3 separate regions of the Homo sapiens genome follow, and all the other regions are linked to region 2. Evidence: chromatin contacts called from ENCODE Hi-C or POLR2A ChIA-PET data. All regions are on one chromosome and are shown on one strand. The core of a region is the stretch at or near the end of the contact, and the rest is flanking DNA. Distances in the headings are between cores, read along the strand shown.

Region 1 (3,249 bases), core at 629-3,128, 810 kb before region 2:
AGGGTTTGGGAAGAGACTGTGGATCCCTGCCTAATCTCTAGGTCCTGAGGAAGGAAGAAAAGAATGGTCTGCATTTGTTCTAGTTTTTTATCTCCCCATGGAGTGGCTGGCCAGCTGCGGGAAGTGGAGGCGGCGAGGCCCCAGGCTGCTGTTTCTAGGAGTTGGCCTCATCACCCAGGTCCCTGGCTACCTGGGGTGTTTCTCTCATCCTCTGAGTGCCCTGGTTATGCCATGAGAGTCAGCCATGGTGGTATCTCCAGGTGACTAAGGTCACATACCAGCACACAAGGGTTCGTGTTTGTGGAACCTGGTAGCTTCCTTCAGAGCTGACATTTGCCCACAGCCAGCCTGGCCCAGCCCCATACCACCAGCCCTGGCGCTCTGGGGCGTGAGGTGCCTTTTCTGCCCCCCTGCTCTAGGGCAGGTGGAAATCACCCATGGTGGGTCTACATCTGATAGAAGCATCTTATAGTTCTGCTTCTGGACCAGACCATCCTGGGTTTTTCTCTGTTCTGCTGAAGGGTTCCCTCCACGTGTCCATCACCTCGGTGAACTCTTGGGAGACCTGGGAAGATGCTGGCCTCACCTCTCGCCCCTCCTTTCCCTCATTGTGCTGCCACCATCCTTCTCACACAGGCTCTCCAGGGAGAGCTGGGCAGGATGGGATCTTCCTGGGTTCCCACCTTGCTCCGTGCCCCCTCTCACTGTTCCTGAAGTGTGGCCACGGACTGCCTTGTTTTCTGGAAAGTCCCAAGTCTGGACCATGACTGAGCAGCATTCTCGGCTATCTGCCACCTGTCTGGGGCTCCTGGCCCCTCTTAGACTCCCCTCTCCCTTCTGTTTCCCCCGAGCCCCTGACTTGGACCTGCAGGGTGGGGAGAGGGATGGGACGAGAACCTGTGCTGGGGCCAAAGGTCGCACTGGGGGAAGGTGGAGCCAGGGCAGCAGAGTGCCTGGCGTCGGCCCCTATCCTGTCACTAGTTCCCCCGTTCTGGCCCCTGGCAGGTTTGTAACCCCAGATCAGAAGTACTCCATGGACAACACTCCCCACACGCCAACCCCGTTCAAGAACGCCCTGGAGAAGTACGGACCCCTGAAGCCCCTGGTACGTGGTGTGGTCGCTGCCGTGGATCTCTGCACAGTGGGATCCCTTCGGTTCATCCAACCATGTTCAGTCCACAGGACCCTTCCCTCTGAGGTCTCATTTGATTCTTTCTCCTGAGAAGATGCAGAGATCCTGATAATATAAATGGGGAAGCTGAGGCTGCTCTTTGTCACTTCCTCCGACTGCTCCTGAGCACCTGAGTTTGCAAGCACGCGCCGGCTGGTGCTAGAGACATGGTGGTATCCCGTGACACTCAGCCTCAGGATGGGGGAGACTGATGTGAAATACAAATAACTTAAACACTTTCAGGCAAAGATAAGCACTGGGCCTAGTTCAGAGAAGTGGCAAATTGCTACTCTGGCCTGTCTCTGACCAACTCCCAGTTCTCTACAGAGCACGGGAAAGCCCCTCGGGGACGTCTTTCCTGCAGTGTGCAGGCTGCCCTTCTCCCCTGCTCTTCCCAGTTGATGGGATGGTTGTGTTTTCTCTATGAAAAAAGGAGTTGGCACCTTGGGCTTTCTGAAACACACAGGTGTTTTAGAAATCAGTGGAGGGTGAGAGAAAGGCATGGTTGTGGAGGCACTGGACTGTGAACAAGGTCTGCAGCGGGTCCCCCTGCTGTCTCTCTCCACTGCATGGAGCCTCCTATGAAGCCCAAGGTGGCTGGGGGCTGAGGCTCCCTTGGGCCTGCCATGGAACTGATTCTGAGTCAAGCAGACTTTCCACGGACCATGCTACATGAGCCGAGGTGAGGCACTAGTTAGTGCTCCTTTCCTGTTGCAGTGGAGATTTGGCTCCTCTGTACTAAAATATCTGCATGCTCTCCAAACAGGTGTGAGGGCAAATCACATGACCTTGGCAGCTGTAATTAAAGTTTGTGGGGGCTTTTCGGATGACTTATGAGGAGTGGCTGTGATTCGCACCTTTCACTCTTAGTAGCACTCGCCCTCCCCTGTTCTCTGTTGCCTGAAGCTGGAGAGGTCCTTGGAACCCCGAGGCCTGAGAAAGGGAAATGGGTTTGAGAGCCCCCATTAGTGTGGAACAAAGGGTTGAGTGAGCCTGGGCTTTGAGCTGTCGGGGTCCTAATTCAGCAGCTGTGTGACTGTGTGCCAGGCTGTTGATCTCTGAGCTTCTGTTTCTACCTGCTTAAAATGACGGTTACTGCACAGGGCTGTGTGAGGGTTACAGTGCGTCTCTGGGCTGCTCCCAGCCATGGCAGGCCCCTGGGAATCAAGGTCATCAGCTGCTTGTCCAAGGCAGCAGTTAGTGGTTGTGAATGGTGCGTGTGAGATCTGCATCCTGGCGTCAGGCCTCCTTCCTGCCTTACCCAGGACAGCCCAGTTGCAGCTGGGTTGGTCCCACAGTCCCACACACACACAGCCCGAGTGTGGTGCCTCACGTGGGCTGCCCCGTGCCTACCCACAGCCACAGACCCCGCACCTGGAGGAGGACTTGAAGGAGGTGCTGCGTTCTGAGGCTGGCATCGAACTCATCATCGAGGACGACATCAGGCCCGAGAAGCAGAAGAGGAAGCCTGGGGTGAGTAGGGTAGGGGTGGGAGAGCCTGGGCAGGGGGAATTGGAGCCGTGGCATGGGGGAGGCGTCTGGGGACAGGTTGTAGAAAGTGAGGCGCTGGGGAGAATGGGGGCGTAGCATATCCCCTTTGCCCCCTTTCGCACGGTGGTTGTTGAGGAAACTGACAAGATAAGGACAGTGTCTCTGGGACCCTCCTCTGCTCTGCTTTGAAGGATTCACTTACTTATCCAGCATTGTGTTCGGACCCTGCTCAAGTTGGGCTGGGCTGGATGTGGTGGATGGAGCAGCAATTACGACCCAGACTGGATCTCCCCTTAGTGTTCAGGGGGCAGAGACAGATGCTAGACAGACACACCATGACTGAATTCACAGGGTACCAAGGGCCGCAGAAAGGGAGGTTCCAAAGGAATCTTTTGGGTGGAGGCGAGGCGGTCGGGATGAGCCAGCCAGGCCAGGCAGTGCCTGGCTGAGTGTCAAGCTGCATGAGCTGGGGGTGGGGGAGTGGGTTCAGGTGAGGTGGAGTCTGCAGGGGCTCCTGGGCAGGGGGGCAGGGAAGGGACTGTCCCAAGCCTCCGTTCTATGCCAGCCTCCCTCCCACTGCGTCGTTA
Region 2 (3,372 bases), core at 514-3,013:
GAGCCGAGATGGCGCCACTGCCCCAGACAGAGCATGGAAGCTCCAGACCCGTTCCCTCTACACCTTGTCTTACATATCACTTCATCTGTATCTTTAAAAATATATTAATAGTAGCCATAAAAAAAGAAGAAAATCATGTCCTTTGCAGCAACAAAGATGCAGCTGGAGGCCACTATCCCAAGTGAATTAATACAGAAACAGAAAACCAAATACAGCATATTCTCGCTTACAAGTGGGAGCTAAACACTGGGAACACAGACACGAAGATGGCAACAATAAACACTGGAGAGTCCAAGAGTGGGGAAGGACGGTGGGGGGATAGGGGTTGAAAAACTACCTGTTGGATACTGTGTTCACTGTTTGGGCAACGGAATCATTAGAAACCCAAACCTCACGATAAGGCAATATACCCATGTAACAAAACTGCATATGTACCCTCTGAATCTAAAATTAAAAATACATAAATACACAAAATAAAATACTTTTATAATAAACCAGTAAACATGTTTCCTTGAGTTTTGTGACCAAATTAATCAAAGCCAAGGAGGGAGGTCACGGGAACTTTGATTTATAGGTGGCCGGTCAGAAGCACAGGTAAAACAACCTGAGGCTTGCCATTGGCACAGAAAGTGGGCACAGTCTTGTGAGACTGAGCCCTCCACTTGTGTGATTTGATGCTATCTCCAAGTAGAGAGCTTCGGAATTGACTTGTAGGGCACCAAGTTGGCATCCCCTGCAGAGCTGACTGTTTGCCTGATGTTTGGGGGAAAATCCCCACACACCACACATCAGGTGTCAAAAGTGTGTTGTGAGTACAGCAGGAGAAACTGAGTGTGCTTTTTCTACACACTTGGTCAATTAAATCAGCTGGAGAATGAGGAATCAAGGAATCACGCTCCTCTGAAGTGGGTAAATGAGGGAACTCAGCATATTCTTTTATAGGCCCTATAATTTTCTCTTTAAAATGTTTACAGTTTACAAGGTGATTAAACCTTCACTTCACTGTCACAATCGTTCTCGAAGAGAGGAATGCTGGGGTGATTATCCTCGGATAAATGACTTACAGCAGTCCCAAAATATTCAGGCCCTGGTTTCCAATTTTGAATAACAATCCACAAGGGCTTCTTTCCCTTGCACCTGAACTGCAGACAAGCCTCCGCTAAAACCCCAGCTTTGCCACACACTCTGTAGTTTTGGCAAATCCCGTGCTAGGGGATAAAAATATTACTTGAGCCACCTAGAACTAAATGATGGCACCTTAAGAGGTGCTTCGGGAGGAACCGGAGCCCCTCGCTGGGAGCTGTCATTCCTTGGTCCCTCTCCAGCTCCAGAGGAACCTAGTCAGGAAGCCTCGCAGGGCGGAGCCATCCGAATTGTAAACAATGGCGGCCTAGCCTCTTCCGTTCCCCGAGGAACCCGGAGGGCGAGCCGCCTAAGCTGGACCTGAGGGTATCGCGGATTTGCGTCTGGGGCCCCGGAGACCCTCTGTAGCCCAGGGCCTGCTGACATCCCGAGAGCCTCTGGAGCCAAGGCCCGTGCAGCTCTGGTCTCGAGGCCTTTCCCCGCAAACCGCAGGTCCGGCGAGGACTCGGGACCCCGAACTCACCCAGCTGGCGAGGGAGAAGACACCCAGCACAGCCCCCATGGTGACGCCAGTGATGGAGGTGGCCGGTCCTGAGGCTGCTTTCTAACACGGTGGTAACTGCCAGCTGAGGTGACTCCCCAGAAACATGACGGTTTCTCAGGCCGGAAACGCAGCCTTCCACAGACGCACGGATGCGTCACGGCGTGGCCCCGCCCACCGTCCGCGACCGGAGCGGCAGAGGGGGGCGCCTGTCATTGGCTGAGGGGGAAGGTGGGGCTAAACCATCCTGGGGTTGCAGGAACTGTGAAGGTGTCATTCCTTACATCATTTGTATTCATTGTGCAAAGATCTGGAAGTTACAGAAGTGTACAGAGAGGCACAGTACGCTCAGAATTTATTCTCTAGTTAATAGGAGATCTGACAACATAAATGCACCGTGCCCCAATGTAATGAATACGATGAAGTAGTATGGGGGAATAGGCTTTCAATAAAGGTGTATTTAGTGCCTCCTATTGTAAGGGGAAAGTAATTTAGCTGGGCAGTAGTCTTGGAAGGCTTCTCTGAAGGATTTATTTTTTAATCTGCGAACTAAAGGATGAGTCCAAATTAACCTAGAAACGATGGAAATCGTATCCTAAAATGTGGGATGCACCCCATTTGGGAAAAATGAATGGCTCTAAGGGTGCATGAAGGACATTAAGCGATATTAAACAGCAGAGTGAGAACGTCCCATTTCAAACCAACAGGCTAGTTGTTTGAGGCCAGTATGGTATTTAACATTTTTCTAGTATTTATCTCCCTTTCTAACAGAGTAAAGCCTTCATTTTCCAGATCTCTCAAACAGGCAACCATGCCTGCAGTTTTAAAATATTGTTTTGTTTTGAGGTGTGTGTTAGCAATAACCTTTTCATTTCTTCCGAGCAATGCTGATTTCCCATTTAAGCAGTGATGTAAATATTCCTTTCAAAATACATGTCAAATTTGAGAGTTCACTTAAAGAAGAAAATGAAAACATTTTTTACTTACACATATAATAGTTTAGGTGGAATGTGGCAAACAATGATGATGTCCGGACAACAAGGTGTCACACTTCAATATCTTCTCCTGTGGTGTGTTAATCTTCCCTGATAGATAAAACTCTCTGGAAGGGGATTCATAATTGAATTCCTTCTGGATTGTCAGCCTTTAGTCTGATAAGGGAAATTCATGAAAAGCCCCTCTCTCCATGTGCTGTTCCCCAAGCAATCATCATACCAGTGTGGCATATTTGGGGATGTTATTTCCTGGATTCCTTGAAAATGTATTCCAAATTCATCTTTTACAGAAATGGAATGAGGCTCAAAGTTTGCCCAAGGCCATGAAAAGGGCTGATGAAAGAAGAAAGAGAACTACTCACATTTAATAATTCCTACCTCTCTTTTCCCAGATCCCTCTCCTCACCACACATACACAAATACCAGCTCAAGTCAAGTTGCTTCAGGACCACTGAACTTTCCAGGTAGTCCTTAACATTCTTGCTTCTTCCTGTCTGAGTATTGCTGGTCTGGACTTAAGAGAGCTGACTGTGATAAATTTTACAGATCGAATTCTACCAGAAACATACCTGTAGTCAAAAAGAATTAGGTTTATTTAGCTTGTTCAGAAAGGGAGAACACATATCAGAGAAAATATAAGGTGTCTTGGTAAGAGGTGACTGGGGAGAACTTATTTTAGGATTTGGGTTTATGCTGGGTAACTAAATCTAAGGAGAGTTTAAGGAGGAGGAGAACAGTTTTGGATTGGACACA
Region 3 (3,546 bases), core at 880-3,379, 890 kb after region 2:
TCACTCATTGTAATCTTTATTATCTTAGTTTATGTACTTCTTAATAATAACACTCAAGCAACCCTATCACTTAGGCACTATTATCTACATTTACATATTAGTGCCTAGGTGACAGGGTTGAGTGTTACTATTAAGCACTTGCTACATTCCATATCCTACATGTACATAATTTCTCATCTTAACAACAACCTTGAAAGTAGGTTTCTTCATTATACAAATGAAGAAAAGTGACACTTGGGTTGATCATGCTCATATGGATTAAAGGCTGGCATAGGGATTTGGACTCCTGTCTTTCTGACATCTAAGCCCATGGCCTTCCTAATATTTCGTGTCTAATGGGGCAGGAACACTGAATGCAGGCAGAATGAAGGCATAATGAGATAAAGACATCTTTCTGACATTTCCTTTCTGGAAATGTCTGGTTGGTTGGCGCATATCTTGGCAGACCTGCCTGACACCAAATTGGCTCTTTCTAGAAGTGTGGTCATGAGTGTCACCAAGAGACTGTTCATGAAATCCTTCATGAATGTGTTTCCCATAGGGCAGGTGGAAAAACTAAAGCATGACTTTAACTTTGGAACTCCGAAAAAGTCAATAAAAAGACAAGCCAGTAAACAAAGGGGTGAGGGTGCAGAAGACTTTAACAGACCTTTCACAAAAAAATAAAAATTAAATTAAAAAATAAATGGCAAATAAGCACATGAACAGATGCTTAACATTTTTAGTTACCAGGGAAATGCAAATTAAAACCACAATGAGCAAACACTACATACATACCCAAGTGGTCAAAACTAAAAAGTACAAAAAATTAGAAACTTCAAATGCTGACCAGGATGTGGTACAATGGAGACTCATAGTTTATGGAAACATAAAATGATACATTTTGGAGAAAGGTCTGACAGTTTCTTATAAAATTAAACATACACCTGCTCTCTGACCCAGCAATTCCACTCTTAAATACCTGGCCAAAGGATATGAGAAATATACGTCTACAAAGGAGCTTGCACAGACAGCAGCCTTGTTAATAATAACCAAAAACTTTAAAAGTGCCCATCAAGAGTTGAATGGATAAATTAATAATACTACGCAGTAATAAAAAGAATTGTGGATACATGCAAGAACATGGATGATTCTCAAAAACATTCTTCCCATGAGAAAAAAAAAAGCCTTACACAGTATACATACTATATGATTTCATTTATATTTAGTTCTGGAACAGATTAATCTATTGTGGGAAAAAATCAGGGTACTAACTGCCTCTGGAAGGTGATAGAGGAGCAGGGATTGACTAGGAAAGGGTATTGCTAATTTTCTGGGGTTTTAGGAATGTTCTGTATCATGATAGGAGTTCGGGTTACATAGGTGTGTGCATTTGTCAAAACTCAGTGAATGTGTACTTTGGATTTGTGCATTTCACTGTATGTGAATTTTACATCAAAATGCAATCGAATACTGAACTCTAGTTAATTATATGCATGCTTAACTACTTAAAGGAAAGTGTACTAATGTCTGCAATTTACTTTGAAGTGCACCAAAACACAAGATGGAATGATGGATGTATAGACAAATATGTGGTAAAGTACAAGTATAGTATAATGTAAATAGTAGAATCTAGGTGGTGGAAAATAGGTTTATTGTAACAGGTGCTCATTCTTTCAATTTTGTTTGAACATTTTCGTAATAAAAGAACCACTTATTTGGGGGTTTTGCAGCAAATGGAGACACTAGAAGCTAAGAGGGGCAGGAGGTTCCTCTTACTTTGGGAAATGCAAATTAAAACCACAATGGTTTTCCCAAAAGTAATTGATCTTTTTCAGTCAATGTTTCCTCAACTATCAAATGGGTAAAATGGCAGTGAAGGAGCTTCATATTATTAAGCATTTCCTGGTGGGTGGAATACGCCATGAACTAGGTGCGGCCTCAAGCTGGTTACTCGCCCTGCCTACTCCCTCTCGTGTCCTCCCAGTACCCCCTTAGACCCACCAGCTCTGAGGGAATCTTCGCGACCTGCGCAGGCGGTCGCTCTGATAACCGCATCCCGGTTTCCGGGACGACAGCGGAAGTCACTTCTCACACGCCTTTCTTATTGGATACCGGCTTTTCATGGGGCCGAGCGCCGCTGGGTAGGCGGAAGTAGCCGCAGGCATGGCGGCGGCTATGCCGCTTGCTCTGCTCGTCCTGTTGCTCCTGGGGCCCGGCGGCTGGTGCCTTGCAGAACCCCCACGCGACAGCCTGCGGGAGGAACTTGTCATCACCCCGCTGCCTTCCGGGGACGTAGCCGCCACATTCCAGTTCCGCACGCGCTGGGATTCGGAGCTTCAGCGGGAAGGAGGTGAGGGCGCGAGATCTGACCAGGGAAAGATTTCCGTAGTGCCTGCTGGCTGGCCGGCCGTGGGATGAAGGCAAACTTTGGGGGCGGGGCCTAATTCCTGGGTAGAGTTCGGGATCCTGGGTGTGGACCCCGACGAGGTGGGGATCGTCACTCACCTGCTCCCGTTTCCCCAGTGTCCCATTACAGGCTCTTTCCCAAAGCCCTGGGGCAGCTGATCTCCAAGTATTCTCTACGGGAGCTGCACCTGTCATTCACACAAGGCTTTTGGAGGACCCGATACTGGGGGCCACCCTTCCTGCAGGCCCCATCAGGTGCAGAGCTGTGGGTCTGGTTCCAAGACACTGTCACTGAGTGAGTGCACACCTTGGGCCCTGTTGCAGGCCATGGAGGGAATGTGGCTGGGAGAGTGTTGTCATCCTGCCACTGCTCTTGGGGACAGCACTTCCAGTAGGCAGCGATTCCATGGGGGTAGAGCTGGCATTGGAAGTAAGAAATGTTACCACAGATGAATAAACTTCCCAATCCTAAAACTTTCAGACCTGAGGTAGCACATGCATATCCCTGGAGAGGCAAATAGCAAACAATTAATGCTTATTTGGAGGTAAGGCAGTAGAAAACTGGCAACTGGATAACCTTTTAAAAGGCATTCATTAATATTTTTTAAATGATAATAAATACCACGAAAGCCAACCATAACATATCTGTGGGTTACAACTGGCCAACAGGATGCTACATCACAGTGTTAGAGGAACTGCTTTTGTTTGGGAGGGGGCAGGTCTAGTTACTGTGCCTACTACAAACCGCTATTTCCCAGTGGCTGCTGTGGCTATCCTGTTTAGAATAGAACCTTTCTGTGCAGTGGTTGCAAACAGGTCTACATGGGCCACACAGGTAAGGAATGAATAAAGGTATTTTTAAAATTGACAAACACAGGAATGAGAAATATATCTCATTTTCCTCTTAATCCCACTATAAGAAATCAATAGTGCAAGTATGATATAACAAGTTTTAGGGCAATAAAAAGGAGCAGCAGGAATTGTGGCAGGCTAGAGAGTTTGTGTGACATTCTAACGAGGACAGCTCTGCCACTCAGCTTCTATGGATTGTTGCCATGTGGGAATAGAGGCCTAATGTGGTCAGAGTCAAATGTTTCTAAAAATTTTTTGTAGAAACAAGGTCTCACTATATTGCCCAGGCTGGTCTCGAACTCCTGG

The links. A loop is a pair of places that touch in the nucleus more often than their neighbours do. ChIA-PET counts read pairs that join two places held with the same protein, here RNA polymerase II (POLR2A). Pooled maps may share reads with other maps.
Region 1: a loop to region 2 is called in a pooled map, with 3 times the contacts of the local background. The contact joins the enhancer-like site here to the promoter of SERINC3 in region 2. A Hi-C loop is called at or near these places in 1 of 168 maps with a recorded cell type or tissue (naive thymus-derived CD4-positive, alpha-beta T cell) and 4 of 50 pooled maps. POLR2A ChIA-PET finds 5 or more read pairs at or near these places in 1 of 52 experiments (activated CD4-positive, alpha-beta T cell).
Region 3: a map of CD8-positive, alpha-beta T cell shows a loop between it and region 2 (4-fold over the local background). The contact joins the promoter of PIGT here to the promoter of SERINC3 in region 2. A Hi-C loop is called at or near these places in 1 of 168 maps with a recorded cell type or tissue (CD8-positive, alpha-beta T cell) and 5 of 50 pooled maps.

Annotation. Positions count from the first base shown.
Region 1 is chr20:43,708,958-43,712,206 of GRCh38, forward strand. It overlaps MYBL2 (MYB proto-oncogene like 2), which reads left to right. Exons shown (of 14, transcript NM_002466.4): 10 at 1,006-1,105; 11 at 2,531-2,644. Among named protein-coding and RNA genes, the nearest start is that of GTSF1L, 16 kb to the right of the region's middle. RefSeq lists enhancers at 1,155-1,284, 2,125-2,194. Within about 2 kb of position 1,879, at least 3 of the 41 ENCODE cell types and tissues checked have a DNase peak (open chromatin) inside an H3K27ac peak, as active enhancers do.
Region 2 is chr20:44,520,307-44,523,678 of GRCh38, forward strand. It overlaps SERINC3 (serine incorporator 3), which reads right to left and starts at 1,764. Exons shown (of 10, transcript NM_006811.4): 1 at 1,607-1,764. The coding sequence starts at 1,645. RefSeq lists enhancers at 975-1,527, 1,446-1,755, 1,662-1,956.
Region 3 is chr20:45,414,012-45,417,557 of GRCh38, forward strand. It overlaps PIGT (phosphatidylinositol glycan anchor biosynthesis class T), which reads left to right and starts at 2,130. Exons shown (of 12, transcript NM_015937.6): 1 at 2,130-2,332; 2 at 2,506-2,683. The coding sequence starts at 2,146. It overlaps LOC107985405 (a long non-coding RNA gene), which reads right to left. Exons shown (of 2, transcript XR_001754640.2): 2 at 1-2,806.